Linked DNA regions of Homo sapiens: region 2 is linked to region 1. A link is an interaction called in ENCODE POLR2A ChIA-PET data of the cell type or tissue named here. Cell type or tissue: endothelial cell of umbilical vein. All regions are shown on one strand. Links, peaks and the distances in the headings refer to the core of each region. The heading gives the core; the rest is flanking DNA.

Region 1 (2,913 bases), core at 222-2,721:
TGTTTTTTCCTCCAGTTTTTACATACAGAAATAATGAAGGAAGAGTACTGTGAACACCTATGTGTATTCTTCAGGAGGTGGAGTTATTTTTAAACTTCTTTTCTTTTTTTTGAGATGGAGTCTCACTCTGTCGCCAGGCTGGAGTGCAGTGGCTTGAACTTGGCTCACTGCAACCTCCACCTCCCGGCTTTAAGCAATTCTGCCTCAGCCACCTGAGTACCTGGGACTACAGGCGAGCGCCACCACGCCCAGCTAATTTTTGTATTTTTAGTAGAGACAGGGTTTCACCATGTTGGCCAGGATGGTCTCGATCTCCTGACCTTGTGATCTGCCAGCCTCGGGCTCCCAAAGTGCTGAGATTAGTGGTGTGAGCCACCACCCCCACCCTATTTTCTTTTTCTTTAAAGACAGCGAAAGGAAATTTCATTCTGCTTAGTCTGGGAGTTAATTAAATCTGATCTATGTGTTTGAAAGAGCATAACTTAAAGAAGTAAACTAGTTAGGCACATTTGAAGAAACATGTATAGAATATGTTTTGTATTTGCTGTTCAGTAAGTAGAACTATTTGATAGTGAAATAGATATATGTACTTTTCTGTCCCTTTGCATGCAAATGCAGGGAACATTTTCCTATCCGTACCCATTATTGGAATTATGAAAAGGCAGAGCATATGAGTACAGTTGTTCCTTGGTATCACTGGAGGATGGTTCCAGGCCTCCTGCAGATATTGAAATCCAAGGACGCTCAAGTACCTTATACCGTATAAAATGGTGTCGTATTTCCATATCATCTGTGCACACCCTTCCGAATTCTTGTCTTCTCTAAAATACTTGTGATACCTAGTACAGTGCCTACATATCAGTTCATTCATGTGGATTCACTGTAGTACTTGGCATATGTCAAACTTAACTTTTGCTTTTTGGAACCTTATGGAACTTTTCTTTCTGAAAAAAAATTTTTTATTATGGAGACAGGGTCTCGCTCTGTCATCCAGGCTGGAGTGCAGTGGTGCAGTCATAGCTCACTGCAGCCTCAGTCTTCTGGGTTTGAGAGTTCACTGAAGCCTCCACATTCCGGGTTCAAGTGATCTTCCCAGCTGGGCTTTCCAAAGTGCTGGGATTAGAGTTGTGAGCCACTGTGCCTGGCCTTGGGATTCTTTTTTTTTTTTTTTAACGCTCTCGGATGAGTCATGCTTTTAAAAAGGCCAAGTATATCATGGGTCCACTATGAAATAATAGATGTAATAGCCAGTAATGGTGTGTTAGTAGTCCTAGTTGTGTGTGTATAATTATTAGTAGTTCAAGTTATTTAAATAAAAACAAAAAATTAGAAAGTGTAAGGCAGAAAAGAAAAAATATTCCCTGGGCTGTTCTAGTAGGTGGAGTAATAATACCAAAGAAAGAGAAGATACTGTTGCTTAGTATGTGATAAGGAAGGCATGCTTGATGTTGTCAGTCATTTTAAAATACTTTACTTATTCTTGGTTGAAATGGCCAGTAGCACTTTTTTTTTTTCCACTAGTGTCTTGTATTTCGAAGTTTCAGATGGAGACCTTGGTTCCTTAGAAGTTTGTGGTGTTCAGCCGGGCGCAGTGGCTCACACTTGAAATCCTAGCCCTTTGGGAGGCTGAGGCAGGAGGATTGCTTGAGCTAGGAGTTCAGTACCAGCCTGGCAACATAGTGAGACACCGTCTCTAATAAAAAGTTTGTGATGTTCATAGATTAGATTTTCTTTTTTTTTTTTTTTTGAGACGGAGTCTTATTCTGTTGCCAGGCTGGAGTGCAGTGGTGTGATCTCGGCTCACTGCAACCTCTGACTCCCTGGTTCAAGCAGTTCTTCTGCCTCAGCGTCCCAAGTAGCTGGGATTACAGGCACGCACCACCTCGCCCAGCTAATTTTTGTATTTTTAGTAGAGACAGAGTTTCACCATGTTGGCCAGGATAGTCTTGATCTCCTGACCTCATGATCTGCCCACCTTGGTCTCCCAAAGTGCTGGGATTACAGTCATGAGCTATTGCGCCTGGCTGCTGCTGCTGCTGCTGCTGTTGTTGTTGTTGTTGTTGTTTGAGACGAAGTCTTGCCCTGTTGCTCAGGCTGGAGTGCAGTGGCACAATCTTGGCTCACTGCAACCTCTGCCTTCTGGGTTCAAGTGATTCTCCTGTCTCAGCCTCTTCATCACCTTGGCCAGGCTGGTCTTGAACTCCTCACCTTAGGTGATCTGCCTGCGTCGGCCTCCCAAACTGCTGGATTACAGGCATGAGCCATTGTGCGTGCCCCATAGATTTTCTTACACAGAAGTAGAGAGAATAGGGTAATGAGTCCCTGGGTATACATCACCCAGCTTCAACTGTTCCCACCCTTTTTTTTTTTTGAGAGACAGAGTCTCACTCTGTCACCCAGGCTGGAGTGCAGGGGCACGATCTTGGCTCACTGCAACCTCAGCCTCCCGAGTTCAAGCGATTTTCCTGCTTCAGCCTCCCAAGTAGCTGGGACTACAGGCATCCGCCACCACACCCGGCTAATTTTTGTATTTTTTAGTAGAGACAGGGTTTCACTATATTGGCCAGGCTAGTCTCGAACTCCTGACCTCGTGATCTGCCCGCCTCGGCCTCCCAAAGTGCTGGGATTACAGGCGTGAGTCACCGCGCCCAGCCCCGCCCTTTTATTTTTAGGGCACAGGGTTGGGAGGCTGGCATATTTAAAAGCAAATCCCAGATACTGTCATTTCAAATACTTCAAGCATGTCTGTGATAAATACTTTTTAAAAACTAGAAGGTTTTTTTTGTTTGTTTTTGTATTTAAATGTATAATCTTTCTTTTGCAAGTAATTCTGACACTAAAAAGAAAAACATAAAAAAATTCTTTCTTGCCACCTTTTCTTGATATATCAGTCTCAGATTATAAATTTGTAGC
Region 2 (2,913 bases), core at 245-2,744, 450 kb before region 1:
AACAAGCCTGCTGACCTGGAGGAGGACTTTCACATCCCCAAGCTTCTTTATTTAAAAGGGTAGTGGTCAAAATCAGGGACCTTTTTACAAACATCTTATGTTTGGACCCAACTATGAGTCTACTGACTCACAATGTGAGGCAGGTGGGGTAACATAACATTATCTTTTTCTTTTCTTTTTTTTTTTTTTGAGACAGGGTCTGGCTCTGTCACTCAGGCTGGAATGCAGTGGTGCCATGCTGGCTCACTGCAACCTCTGCCTCCTGGGCTCAAGCAATTTTCCCACCTCAGCCTCCCAAGCAGCTGAGACTACAGGTGCACGCCACCACACCCAGGTAATTTTTATGTATTTTTGGTAGAGATGGGGTTTCACCATGTTGCCCAAGTTGGTCTCGAACTTCTGGGTTCAAGCAATCCTCCAGCCTTGGCCTCCCAAAGTGCTGGAAAAACAGGCGTGAGCCACCACGCCCGGGCACATTCTCTATCTTGATAGGGTTTTGGGTTTTGCTGATGCATGTACTTGTCAAAACCCAGTGAACATGTACTTAAAATGTGTACATTTCTTTGTATGTAAACTTTCCACCAAGAGGAAAAGCTATAAAGAAATACTTAACACCAGTTAATGATGTACATATTGAAATATTTAAAGATAAGTATACAGATGTCTATAGTTTACTTTGAAATGTGTACAAAATAAGAGGTGGATAGATAAATAAAGGAGTGGATAGATGAATAGATTTGTGATGATTAAACAAACATAGTTTAAAAAAAGATGGGCTGTGTGCTGTGGCTCATGCCTGTAATCACAGCACTTCGGGAAGCTGAGGTGGGTGGATCATGAGGTCAGGAGTTCGAGACCAGCCTGACCAACACGGTGAAACCCCATATCTACTAAAAATACAAAAATTAGTTGGGCGTGGTGGCACATGCCTGTAATCCCAGCTACTCACAAGGCTGAGGCAGGAGAATCGCTTGAACCCGGGAGGTAGAGATTGCAGTGAGCCGAGATCATGCCACTGCACTCTAGCCTGGGAGACACAGCAAGACTCCGTCCCCCCCAAAAAAAAAAAGGGGAAGATGCAGGCTGGATGCGGTGGCTCATGCCTGTAATCCCAACACTTTGGGAGGCCAAGGCGGGCAGATCACTTGAGGTCAGGAGTTTGAGACCACCCTGGCCACCATGAGGAAACCCTTTCTCTACCAAAAATGTAAAAAATTAGCTGGGTGTGGTGGCACACACCTGTAATCCCAGCTACTCGAGATGCTGAGGCAGGAGAATTGCTTGAACCCGGGAGGCAGAGGCTGCAGTGAGCTGAGATTGTGCCACTGCACTCCAGACTAGGCGACAGAGTGAGACTCCGTCTCAGAAAAAAAAAAATAGATGTATTTGGAGGTGGGTAGTAGTGGAGGGGGTGGTCTGTCACCCGTACAGTGCAATCATAGCTCACTGCAGCCTTGAACTCCCAGGCTCAAGTGGGCCTACTGCCTCAGCCTCCTGAGTAACTGGGACTACAGGCATGTGCCACGACACCCAGGTTTTGTTTTTTTTTTTTTTCTTTTTGTAGCGACAAGGTCTCACCATGTTGCCCACACTGGTGTTAAACTCCTGAGCTCAAGCCATCCTCCTGCTTCAGCCTCCCAAAGTGCTAGGATTACAGGTGTGAGCCACTGTACCTGGCTACAAGTTTTTTGTTTTTTTTTGTTTTTTTTTTTTTTTTTTGAGACGGAGTCTTGCTCTGTCGCCCAGGCTGGAGTGCAGTGGCGCAATCTTGGCTCACTGCAAGCTCCACCTCCCGGGTTCATGTCATTCTCCTGCCTCAGCCTCCTGAGTAGCTGGGACTACAGGCGCCTGCCACCATGCCCAGCTAATTTTTCTGTATTTTTTTAGTAGAGACGGTGTTTCACCGTGTTAGCCAGGATGGTCTCGATCTCCTGACCTCGTGATCCGCCCGCCTTGGCCTCCCAAAGTGCTGGGATTACAGGCGTGAGCCACCGTGCCCGGCGGCTACAAGTATTTTTATTTTTTTTTTAATATCAGGAACACACGATCGATTGATTGATTGTTGAGACAAGGCCTGGCTCTGTTGCCCAGGCTGGAGTGCAGTGGCACAATCTCAGCTTACTGCAACCTCTGCCTCCCAGGCTCAAACCATCCTCTGATCTCAGTCTCCCAAGTAGCTGGGACTACAGGTGTGCACCACCACGCCCAGCTAATTTTTGTATTTTGGGTAGAGACAGGGTTTTGCCATGTTGCCCAGTATGGTCTCGAATTCCTGGGGTCAAGCAATCCTCCCGCCTCGACCTCACCAAGTGCCGGGATTACAGGAGTGAGCCACTGCATCTGGGCACAAGTATTTTAAAAAGGTCCTCGGATGGATTAAACAAACCGTGGTCCATCCATACCATGGACTACTACTTAGCAATAAAAAGGAATAGACTATTGAAATACACAAGAGTTTGGAGAATTATGCTAAGTGAAGAAAGCCAATCCCAAGGATTACATGCCCTATGATTCCATTTATATAGCATTACTGAAATGATGAAATTCTAGAGCTGGAGAAGAGACTAGTGGCTGACTGGTATTAGGGATGGGGAGGAGGGAAGAGAGATGGGTATGACTATAATGGGCAGCATTAGGGATCTGTGAGGTAGTGGAACAGTTATCTTGATTGTGATGTTGGATACATAAACCCATATGTATGATGAAACTGCACTAAACCACACACACACACACACACACACACAAATGGGTGCATGTGAAAGTGATGAGATCTGAATATGGTCTATGGATGGTACTAACAGCACCCATGCCAATTGCCTCATTTTGCTATTGCACTGTAATTATGTAGGATGTACCACTGAAGAAAACCGGGCGAAGGTACAAAGGACCACTCTGTGGGCTAGTCTTACTGTA

Evidence for each region. Peaks named below come from ENCODE experiments on the same cell type or tissue, not always from the same donor. Only the 100,000 strongest peaks of a DNase experiment are listed, where the experiment ranks them.
Region 2: POLR2A ChIA-PET joins it to region 1 with 14 read pairs; 2 of 35 experiments call an interaction of 5 or more read pairs at or near these places.

What each region holds. Positions count from the first base shown.
Region 1 is chr16:74,602,243-74,605,155 of GRCh38, reverse strand. All of the region lies in intron 1 of GLG1 (golgi glycoprotein 1), which reads left to right. Among named protein-coding and RNA genes, the nearest start is that of GLG1, 3.4 kb to the left of the region's middle. In endothelial cell of umbilical vein, for the core only: no CTCF peak of the experiment used is centred there; a DNase peak (open chromatin) is centred at 1,225.
Region 2 is chr16:75,049,677-75,052,589 of GRCh38, reverse strand. All of the region lies in intron 1 of ZNRF1 (zinc and ring finger 1), which reads right to left. Among named protein-coding and RNA genes, the nearest start is that of ZNRF1, 52 kb to the right of the region's middle. In endothelial cell of umbilical vein, for the core only: no CTCF peak of the experiment used is centred there; no DNase peak of the experiment used is centred there.